Linked DNA regions of Homo sapiens: region 1 is linked to region 2. A link is a contact called in ENCODE Hi-C or POLR2A ChIA-PET data. All regions are on one chromosome and are shown on one strand. The core of a region is the stretch at or near the end of the contact, and the rest is flanking DNA. Distances in the headings are between cores, read along the strand shown.

Evidence for each region. Hi-C counts contacts between places; a loop is a spot of excess contacts on that map. ChIA-PET counts read pairs that join two places held with the same protein, here RNA polymerase II (POLR2A). Pooled maps may share reads with other maps.
Region 1: a loop to region 2 is called in a map of Right ventricle myocardium inferior, with 2.4 times the contacts of the local background. The contact joins two enhancer-like sites. A Hi-C loop is called at or near these places in 1 of 168 maps with a recorded cell type or tissue (Right ventricle myocardium inferior) and 3 of 50 pooled maps. POLR2A ChIA-PET finds 5 or more read pairs at or near these places in 1 of 52 experiments (activated CD8-positive, alpha-beta memory T cell).

The regions. Positions count from the first base shown.
Region 1 is chr20:40,187,754-40,193,446 of GRCh38, forward strand. No RefSeq gene overlaps it. Among named protein-coding and RNA genes, the nearest start is that of LINC01370, 190 kb to the left of the region's middle. Within about 2 kb of position 4,023, at least 4 of the 41 ENCODE cell types and tissues checked have a DNase peak (open chromatin) inside an H3K27ac peak, as active enhancers do.
Region 2 is chr20:39,983,963-39,990,031 of GRCh38, forward strand. No RefSeq gene overlaps it. Among named protein-coding and RNA genes, the nearest start is that of LINC01370, 17 kb to the right of the region's middle. RefSeq lists an enhancer at 1,828-2,531. Within about 2 kb of position 1,499, at least 19 of the 41 ENCODE cell types and tissues checked have a DNase peak (open chromatin) inside an H3K27ac peak, as active enhancers do.

The DNA of each region.
Region 1 (5,693 bases), core at 2,773-5,272, 210 kb after region 2:
ACTTTTGCTATTTAGTGGTTTCATTAGAGATTATGGTATACATCTTTTAACATATCACAGTCTACTTTCAAGTGATATCATATCACTGCATGTATGATATGAGTCTTATAAGAGTACATCTAAATTTCTCTTCTCATGTTCTCTAGAATATTGCTATAACACACTTTACATCTACATATGTGTGTGTGTGTGTGTATATATATATATATATATATATATATATATATACACACCCCAAATACAATCTTTTTATTTTTGTTTAAACAATCAATTATCTTTTAATAGTTCAAGTTTTAAGAAAAAAACTCTATCTATCTATACAAGTTATATTTGGGTCTTTTTAAATATCTTCCATATCTCCTCTTAGGTTTTTGAACATCTGGAATACAGTTATAGTAACTGTTTTGCTGCCATTTCTCTGCTAATACTAGCATTTTGTCAGTTCTGGGTTGGTTTCTAATAAGTTTATTTTCTCATTTTGTTCTTGCTCTTTGAATGCTTGATAATTTTTGAATGAATGCCAGGAATTGTGTGTTTTATGTTGCTGAATGCTAGATGTTTTTTGTATTCTCATAAATGTTCTTGAACTTTGCTCTGGGGTGCTTTAAGTTACTTGGAAATTATTTAATCTTTGAGGGTATGGTTTTTAATATATATTATATGGGACCACAGCAGTGTTCACTGTAGTGATAACTACTCTCCACCACTGAGACAAGACATTTCTGTGGACTCTGCCAAATGCCTCATGAATCTTGAGGTTTCTGGTCGGGCTGCTAAGAATAGTCAACACTATCAGCTTTCTAATCCCTTTCGGTGGTTCTTTTCCTGACCTCAGGTAGTTTACACACACACACACACATTCATCTGTACTCAGTTTAATATCTGAGGGATGCCTTTTTAGATCTCTGGAGTGCTTACTCTCTTAACAGCTCTTTCTTCTCTGATATTCTAGCCCTCTTGACCTCCCTGGATTCTCTGCTCCATGTCCTCTTCTCAGGGAGCCCACCACCCTCTGTCTGGGTTCTTCCTTCTTATGTATGGCCTTGGATATCTCTGATGGCAGTAAGCTGAAACAATTTGAAGGATCTCATCCCTCAGAGATCACTGCCCTTCACTGTTGGATGTCCAGTGTCTTGCAAATTATTGGATTATATAATCTATATAGTTTTTAAAATGTATTTACTATTGACTGTTTCAGGTAAAAGAATAAATCCAGTCCCTGTTACTCCATCTTAGCTGAACGTGAAAATATAAAGAATTATTTTTATCCCCATTTCACAGAGAAGACTAAAGACCAAAGTAGACTGGTTTTCCCCAAGGCCACATGTTGCCAGGTGTGGTGGCTCACGCCTGTAATCTCAGCACTCTGGGAGGCTGAGGCAGGGAGATCACCTGAGGTCAGGAGTTTGAGACCAGCCTGGCCAACATGGTGAAACCCCGTCTCTACTAAAAATAAAAAAATTAGCTGAGTAATATGGCAGGCACCTGTAACCCCAGGTACTTAGCTGGCTGAGGCAGGAAAATTGCTTGAACCCAGGAGGTGGAGGTTGCAGTGAGCAGAGATCACACCACTGTGCTCCAGCCTGGATGACAGAAGGAGACTCTGTCTCAAAAAAAAAAAAAAAAAAAAAAAAAAAAAGAAAAGAAACTCACAGGAGTGCACTACTGTATACATGTTTGTTTCTATTTTTGTCCTTCTAGACATTAAAAAGTCAGAATTTTCCTTCTCTAGTTTCTTGGGACTTTGCTCTGGATGTACAAATTAGGCAACTCTTTAGGAAGCTAATGGTCCATCTGGTCTCCATTTAGAAAGTTGATGTGGAGTGTTTCTTTTTTTGCCAGTCAAGTTTCTAGAACTACCCATCTTAAAAATCTTTCTTTACTGGTCATTTTTCATAGTGGCCACCCAATTTGTTTCTCTAAATGAGATTCCCATATTTGTGCTTTATATCTGCCTATCCTCATTCAACAATTTTATAGTTCAAACTCATCTTTTTATTTACCCATATCCCTGGAACTACACAAACTGACTTCTGCCAGCATACTTTCATATGAGTCACCTCCTAGTTGCTCACTATCAATGTTAACATACGAAACCGGAGTTACATTATCATTTTCCCCACTCTAGTCACATTGTGTTACAGTCAAATTCACATGTAATTTTATTTTTGGGTTTCCATTGCATCTGTCTCTGGCCTTGACCTTAGAAGGAAAAATAATTCTTGATATTTCATGTGTATTTGGTGCCTGCTGTGTCTTTTAATAAAATTTGGAGAAGAGTGAGGAGTAGAGATTAAATAAAGGCAGAGACATCTTCTTTGGACGAGAGTGTTCAATGTTAAGAAAAAGACAAAACAAAACAAAACAAAAAAAACAAAAAACAAGATACAAGATCCAAGCATCAGGGGTTAAAGATTTCTACAGTGAACAAAGGCACCTTTGGTAAATGATCTCATTTAGCAACCATGACTAGGGAATCACACCTTGACTTCACACTTCTCTCCTTGCATTCACTGGGACACTGGGCCATGTATTTATTATGTCCCCAGAGAACAAAGACTTACATACAAAACTGCAAACAACTCAGCAAAGTTGCTAAAAATAATTATATTTCAGTAGATGATTCTAAGAAAGGAGGGAGAAAAATGTACTTAGCAAAACCAGAAATCTCCAGTAGACACTGGAGTAGAACTGAACAAAATCTTATATAAAAATAGCATTTGGGTCCCATCTGAATTTAGTGATAAGGACTGTAACAATACAATACAAATGTACCTCGTGCAGCATTTGTCATCTGACTCTGGCTCTCGGACACTTTATAGCATTAGATAATGCAGTTACATGGGAGATCTAATAGCAGAGGAACAGGAAAATTAAAAGATTTAAAGTCAGGTAGGCATAGTAGTATGTCAAATAAATTTACAAGAGAATTGGTACACTGACAAGGCCCAGATGAATCAAAAATTCATGTAAGAAAGAGATTATTTTAGGATGACAAGAGCTAGGTCCAAAGAGTGTCAGAAAGAAGCAGGAACAGGAAGAAAGATGCAGATACCACACCTATGCGTGGACCATTCTCTAATCACTTCATGCACCCCATCACATTTTGTCTCTACAGATCTCTCTGATACACACATCATCATCTTAACCTTACACAGGCAAAAAAAATTGATGGTCAGGGAGTGAATGCAAATTTCCCAAAAGTCAAATAACAAGTGCCAGAGGCAGGATGCAAGCCAAATCTTCTAACTGATGGTTCTCAAATTTTAGTGCTCATGCGGACACGTGCATGTACACACAGACAGAAACACACATCTCCTGGGGAGGTTCTTAAAAACTGCACATTTCCAGGCACCCCTCCCCAAATATTTTGACTCAGTGGATCTGGGATAGGAGTCTGTAAGAGGATCAAGGGATCTGAGGGCTGATGAGGGAAAAAATATGACCATGAGAGGCAGTAACATACAAGTTTTTTTGGTGGCACTTGCCCAGGATCACATGACAGGGGAAGTGCCTCATAGCACTAGACTATCAGAGGCTTATAGGGAAGGGGCCATCACCCAGAAGAGAAGGAGGGACAGGGAACTACCTGAAGAGGGGATATCAGAGAGGGGCTTACGTGTCTAAGTTGTGTCACTCAGCAGCACAGCGGTGAGCCTCTGGGACAGAAAACCAAAAGGCAATAATGGGTTGGGGGTCCTTGTAATTACTAGGCCCCATTTTATCAAGGTGTGAGCAATTGCATGAGTTTTCTTGGGTCATGCAAAGCAGGTAGGCTCTAAATAGCTTTTAAAAATCTACTTGTTTGGGCTTTAAAAAATAATTAGATGTGTAAAACTCTTGGGTTTGGCACTGTCAGGCTTTTGAACTCATTTATATGACAGAGTGGGACCACATTCGAGGAGATAACTCTGTTGTGGTATGTTCCAGCCACATTTTAAGGAAGAAAATAATATTTCAAACTCCAAGTGCTGGGCTCTCTTCATTGTAGCCCAGCCAACTCAAACAGTGGATAAGTATGCCAGGAGTCAGTGTCCGTGTGAGCACATGCTGGCCAGGCCTCGGGATCTGGGTTAGGATCGCAAACATGTTTTCTTCATCTTCATGAGGACAAATTCTTTTTATACAAGCTGGACTTCTTCAATCATTCTTTATGAACAAAGGGAGAACAGGAAAGCTCTGTTTAATGAACTTCCCAATCCAGTTAGGAGTAAAAAGTAGAATACACACCACATTTGGAGCACTTTATGTTAGGATTCCGCCCAAAATATACCATAGTTGCATGAAACCGTAAGCTCACTGGTAGCTGGAACTGGGTTTGTTGGAGGGACCATCATAATCACTGCCTCTAAAGCAAGGCCTTTCCAATGACAGTAGTGAGTAAATGAGCATGGACTAAATAAAGAACACAGGAACATCTAAGTTACCGGGCTCTACATATTCAAGTTGTTGTGCTGAGAAATCTGTCTGGAGCCATGAACTTCAATCAGTTCTCCCATCGTCCCTGCCAGATGGGACTTCAGTTTCTGTCCTCACCACAAGGCTGAGTCACAAACCCAGGCTGACACTGGGAATGTGGCATTTAAACTGGTGCTTACCAAGCTTATAAGAGTTTCTTTGAGTGACCCGGGAGAAGGGGATGGTAAGACAAAGAAAACCACTGATTGGAAAAGGGGGCATGAGGAGTCCAGTCCTCAATTCTCGTACAGGTGGGGGTAAAGAGGGAAATTCAAGCATTCCCTTAGTATTTTGCTTCCACCTCCCTGTTCCCACCTCATTCTTTGTAACTCAAATCAGAACCTCCTCTCTCTAAAATCTGTTCCCTGGTACCTAGGAATCACAGGATAGGAGGCTATTTTTTTTTATCTTGACACAAAATTTGCCACCTCCAACCTCAAACTGCTCAACCCACAGCTCCCTCCAAGCCCACCCAGGTTTTAAAATGTGCTCCAAGTCTCAGCATTGTGGTCAGACAGTGCAGCACCTGCTGCTGAGTTTAGGGTTCTACTCATCTCCAGCCCTACCCACCTCCTACCCATGAAAGAGAAATATAAGAGTTCTAATTGCAGTTGCTAATATTGTGTTTCATAATAAAAATGAAAACATAATTTATTTTTAAAGGATGACCTGCAAATTTTGCTTCCCTTTTCCTCAATTTGCCCTTGTGCAAAAACCGTGGTTTGTTGCTGTCCTAGTTAACTCCTTACTGCTAGAGACAGGCCCTATCTTTCATGGTAACACACACATAGGTAATTTTTTTTTTTTTTTTTTTTTTTTTTTTTTTTTTTTTTTTTTTTTTTTTTTTTTTTGAGACGGGGTGTTGCTCTGTCGCCCAGGCTGGAGTGCAGTGGTGCGATCTGGGCTCACTGCAAGCTCCGCCTCTCTGGTTTGCGCCATTCTCCCGCCTCAGCCTCCCCAGTAGCTGGGACTTTAGGCGCCCGCCACTGCGCCCGGCTAATTTTTTGTGTTTTTAGTAGAGACGGGGTTTCACGTGTTAGCCAGGATGGTCTCGATCTCCTGACCTCGTGATCCGCCCGCCTCGGCCTCCCAAAGTGCTGGGATAACAGGCGTAAGCCACCGCGCCCGGCCACACATAGATAATTTTAAGACCATGTGGATGCTCTCTATTCCTCATGCAACCCATGGAAACATTGCTAATGTGCTTCTTTCTACCACGTTGCCCTTCCTGTCTC
Region 2 (6,069 bases), core at 249-2,748:
TGGAGTGTAGAATTAGCCAAAATACCCAACCTCTAGGAAGGAAATACAGATGTTCTAAAATTGTGGTATCCAACTCTTACTTTTCAGATTTCTAGGATTCAACAGAGGTTCCTGAGAGGCCATTGCAAATGTCAGGGGGAAAAGTAATTCAATTAACAACAACAACGATAACAACATAGCTTATAATTGAATATCACCAGGCAGTGTTCTAAGAATTTTGTGTAAATTAACACATTTAATCATGTTTTTATCCTTATGGGCTACATATAACATTATCAATAGCCTCATTTTACAGATGAGTAAACTAAGACAAAGAGGGGTTAAGGAAATTACTCAAGGTTTTGCAGTAAGTGGTCCAACTAGAATTTTTTCACAGGCAGTTTTGTTTCATTGACCATGCTCCTACTCACCATAACGTACTATTTTTCAGGCAGAGAAAGTGTTTATTTTTTTAATTGCACACACACACACATACACACAGACACACACTCACACACACACACGCACACACACACCTTACATCTTCATGGGATTAGTACATTGGACCAGCAGGACTCACAGGATGCAATACCAAAGCAACTTCATTTCCCCCGTAATTGCTCACTCAAACCTGTGCCATGGATCAGACCTTTCCCTAACCCTGGATGAACTCCTGGGCAGAAAAGACCACACAGCTTCCAGATTCCCTCTGAAATAACCAAAGAAACTCCAGGCATTTTAGTTGCCTAAAATAGTGTCTGTTCACTGATGAATATCCCGAGTCCAGTGTAATATTTGAAATTCTGAGTTTCACTCAAAGTTAAAGCCTGTCCCTTCACTTGAACCTGCAATAGGTTGGAAATCCACTGATGGGGAAAGAGGGACTTTGTCTTTTCTACTCTGTTGTCTCCTTCCATCCCCTACCACAGCCTGGTGTTGACTTCGAACCTCCTGGTTGAAGCCAGGAGAGAAAAGAGGTGGAGGCTTAAAAATACCTTAATTGATGAGCACCCATATACAGATCGTTTCATATTACATTGCAATTGTGAAGGTATTTCAAAATGTTGTTTACACTTATCAATGTTTTAAAATTATGAAAATAATGATAGTTATTAGGACTGATGCTAAATCTGGTTATTTAATGTTATAAAAATTTTGAAATATTTTGATAACTCTACTTAAAGAGGATTCCTTTGGCAATTCTATGGATTTAATTTATGTACTTAAAAACAGTAACCTAAGAAGGGGTCATCTATTGCCAAAGACTGCTGAGAGAGTTTATAGCATAAAAGCACCTTGGTTTTGGGGGTTTCTTCTCCACCATATAATGTCTCAACTGTTGTCCTATCTCCCTTCCAGACAACCTTCTTGGGTAAAGTCCCTTTAAGGTGATAAGGGCCAGTTCTCTTCCTCCTGCTCATATGGCTGACATCTCCATGGGAAACATGCACCTTTACCAGTGCTTGGCAGAAGTGCAGGTACTCTGTAACCCCAGCAGCCCCTACTCCATCCGCTGTTCAGGTCTGCTAGTTAACTGGTATGCCCTAGTAGGGCGAACTGGCTTTGCATGTTTGAAGTCCTCTTGTAACAATTGGTAAATAACTTCTGCTCTGAGCTCCCGTCAAATCCTCTGCCAATACCCTTGCCTCCTCAGCCTCTTCCCAGGACCTCCAGACCTCCCACTATTCAGGAACCTAAAAGAAAATACTTGGCAAAGCCAGACCCTGCAAGAGCTGACTCCAAATGCACAAATGATTTCAGTTCTCATTTGTCAGTGCTCGGGCCTCACTAGTTGTTGGAACCCTGTGAAACATCCGCACTATTCATTACATCCAAAGGAAGCAATCTAACTCCCTAATTGGGTTTTTCCAGCCTCTCTCACTAGACTTGAGGCAAGGGGACCACATCCCCTACCCACCCCTTCTTGGAATGGCAGTAGGAAAAATACTCCAACACATTTTCCCAAAGAAATTCTCTCTTTAATCTAGCACCTCAATCTTTTTATACCTTTCATGTGGCTTTTGAACCTTATATATTGAGGGTCCGTATTAAATGTTCATTCACTGAAATTACTGCTGACAATCAATCCCTACACACCACACACACACACACACACCACACACACACACACACCTAAATGTGCTTGGCTATAAGAATTTCCCATGCAGCAGACTATTGAACTACAGATTTTTCAGCATTGGCATTTGGAAAAGGCTCAAACCTGAAGGCAGAGAAAACTAATAGCCTAAGGCCTCCAATCTAAAGATAGATTCTACTAATCCTAGGCTGGCTGCCTTGTACAGCTTTGCAATGTCTCCTCCACATGTGAGCCTGGCCCGCTTGCCTCTCCTGTTTCTACATTCTCAGTTCCTTGGCTGGCTCCCCCAGGGATAACTCTCAGTGCCTGCCTGATCTGTGTTACAAAGCAGACATGAATAGCCAGGCCAGAGAGCCATGTACTAATTTCCTGGGTGGCCAATCCCTCTCTCTCATATCCTAGTGCCATTTTAAGGGAAAAGAAATGTAGGACATGGAATAAACAGAGGGAAACCTGCTTGATTTGTTGTTAATGTGTCAGTGTTTTGTTTTGTGGGTTTAACTTGTAGAAGGCAGGTCTTTGTCTTGTTACTCTCTGGCATTTAACAGGGCCTGCCTTCAGTGACTCAGCCGGGTTTCCTTAGACAGAAAACAGCCACTTAGTGCCTTTTACACCACCAAGAAAATGAGATTATTCCTTGAGGAGATCAGCAGCTCTCGGCTGCTGTCGAAAGGGCGCTTTGCCTGTTTGTTTGGCTGAAAGGCACCACGCAGCCCAGGCTTGTTTAAAATTAGCTTCCTCATAAATCACTTGCACAATGAAGTGTCTGCCTCTGCCCTCTGACATATTTGTGTCTCTGTTTATTTTTAATGATGACATGGCTTTTTCTGTTTCCATTTGGCTCTTTACTCTCCACACTCCCAAGCACTAACTTCTGTGGCAAAAGTACAAAATCTAAGAAACTGCAGGGAAGAAAGAGTTCCTTTTCTACCAGCACATAAATGTAGTGGGGAAACTGAGTTAGCCTTGGGGGTATTTCTGGAGGAAATTGCCTCCTTTCTAACTTTGTCAGATTATAATATCCTGAAATTGTACTTTTTGAAAGAGTAAGAGGGTGATGGCAATATTCTGTAACTTGATAGGGGTCTGTGTTACACACGTGTATGTGTTTGCAAAACTCAATAAATGTATATGTACCTTACATGTAAGTTTTTACATAAAGAAAAAAGTAAACTAATAATGAACTCTAATAATATTTATACAGAACTATTTAAGAAGAAGTATACTAGTTTTCTCAATTTACTTTGAAATGCATCCAAAACTGTGATAAATTAATTGATGGATAGATGGACAGACGTGATAAAACAAGTAGAAAAAAAATGTTAAAGGCAAAATATAGATGGTAGGTACAAGTCTGTTCCCTGCAAAATTACTTCAACTTTGCTGCAAGTTTGAATATTTTTACAATAAATTATTAGAATAAATGCTCTCTTGGTGACCCACACTGAATCCTTGGAAACATCAGAGAGCCACAGCTTCTAAAATCCTGTATTCCACCCAAATTTTATTTTTAAAAATCTATATTTATATAGAGTTAAATTGCAATAATTTATGACAACAAGGAAAACAGTATCCTTGACCCAGTAAAAAGTACAAAATACAGAATATTCTAAGAGAGAGGGAAATTTTATTAGTTAGACACATAAGAACCTTCTTCAATTTAAATGGCATGTAACTAGAAGTTCTTAATGCAGCTCTCTAATCCAATATATAAAACACAAATGAAGAACAGTAAAGGGCATACAATGACCAAAACCCACATAGGATGAATTCAAATGGGCCTGGGGTGAGAAAGTCCAACCTTAGTGAACCCACAGTTACTGTTGAAACAAACAAACAAACAAACGAATACCCAGAAAAGTCTGAAACAAGGAAAAAAACTGGAGAATTCTTCTATGAATGCTACCTTTTTGAGGCAAGGTCTTTTCTTTCTTTCTTTCTTTCTTTTTTTTTTTTTTTCTGAGACAGAGTGTCACTCAGTCTCCCAAGCTGGAGTGCAGTGGCTCGATCTCGGCTCACTACAACCTCCGCCTCCCGGGTTCAAGTGATTCTCCTGCCTCAGCCTCCCGAGTAGCTGAGACTACAGGCGTCCGTCACCATGCCTGGCTAATTTTTGTATTTTTAGTAAAGACAGGGTTTCACCATATTGGCCAGGCTGGTCTCGAACTCCTGACCTTGTGATCCACCCGCCTCAGCCTCGCAAAGTGCTGGGATTACAGGTGTGAGCCATAGCACCCAGCTGGTGAGACAAAGTATTTTTATTTTCTTATTACAACTTTTGGAGACTTTGACTTCCAGAAAACAACCAGATAATTAGAAAAGAAGAGCTCTTAGCACATATTGCCATGGTACACTGAAAAATTACACTGCTTTGGCAAGAATGTGGACAGGAAAACTCATGGTAACAGTATATTGCAGAGGTAGTAGTTTGTTGTGCATTTCTTTTCTTCAGAATGGCAGTTGGAGTTGAAAAAGCCACCTCTGCAGCAGAGCTCAATAATATGAAAGTTGATTATTTTCCAATATGATATTGGAAGTTGTTCTAGTTATTGTACAATTAACCTGTCTTCTGGGGAAGGGAAATATACTCCTCCCGTGGAAGAGAGTAAGGAAATGAACAATAAGCTAATAAACCTTAATATCTAAATGAGTTTCTTTTCACAAATGAAGACCATGTACCCTTATTGACAAACACCAGCTCTTGATAAATGTCCAGTTTACTCATTCATGGATGAGTAAACTGAAAAATATTTTAAAATATATTTAATTGGCTATAAAATACACCTACAAAGTAATCTTCAAAGACAAGTCTTAAAAATGACATAAGAAAAAGTAAAAGGATCAGACAAAACTCCAAATCATGCAAAAACAGTCTGCATTTGAGGTGGTAAATAAAGAATTAACACTACTTGAACTTAAGATGTGAACATAAAGTACAATTTGAAAAGTTCTCAAAAAACATTGATGAGAAAGACAAAGGGAGGGAGAGAAACAGGATACAAACCATAGACTTGAATGTATTCCGCAGGAAGTACCCAAACTGAAAGGAAACAACAAAAATAAATAAATAAATAAAGTCAGAGAAAAGGTCTGAGAGCACATTGCCAAGGAGTCAATAGCATTTCAGGGAAGTTAGTGAAGAGGAGCCAAGTGTGGTTCCCTGCACAGCAGCCATGCAAAATGAGTTCAAAGGTTAAGAAAATGAGGATTGGAAAGTTTTGTTAGCTTGACCAAAGCCTAGATCTAGAATGGGATCTCAGGAATTTTATTATCAGAATCATAAATCAGAAATATCAAGTCTGTAATATTATTTGAAAATGCTGAAGTGCCACAAGTGACCATTTTGAGACTGAACTCCTCAAAGTTGTCACCTCTCTCTGAAACTCATTGTGCTTTAATATTCTTGCCCCATTGCCAGGGAACAACTAAATAACTTCCTTTGCTTTATTTCATTCATCCATTTCTCCTTACAAGCAGCATTAATGTTGTGCTGCCTTATTGGACACTTTAACATAGATCCCTGTCCAAAAAAAGCACAAATTTCAGTAGTGTAGGTAAACAACTTCAACATAACATATGGAGTACAGAGGGAGAGAGAGAAAAAACATGAGAGTCTGCAAGAAATTATCATTTGTGTTTTATAGTATTTTTTCTCTTATAGTTTACCCACATATTTATCATTTTCATAGTTCTTTTTGCTTCTTACATGTCTTACCTTTCATCCGGGAATATTTTATAATTCCCATTGGTAGCATCTGCTAGTGTTAAACTGTCTTTGTTGATTTTGATGATAAAATGACTTTATTTTACTTTTATTCTTGAAAGTTATTTATCTGGGCATTAAACTACAGGACGGGAGTTTTTTGTTGTTGTTTTCCTTTTTTTTTTTTAGCACATTGTATCTATTTTTTGTTTCCATTGTAATTGAGAAGTCAACTGTCAGTAAATGCTATTTGTTTGAAAGTAATCTCTCCTCTTTTCTCTGCCTCCTC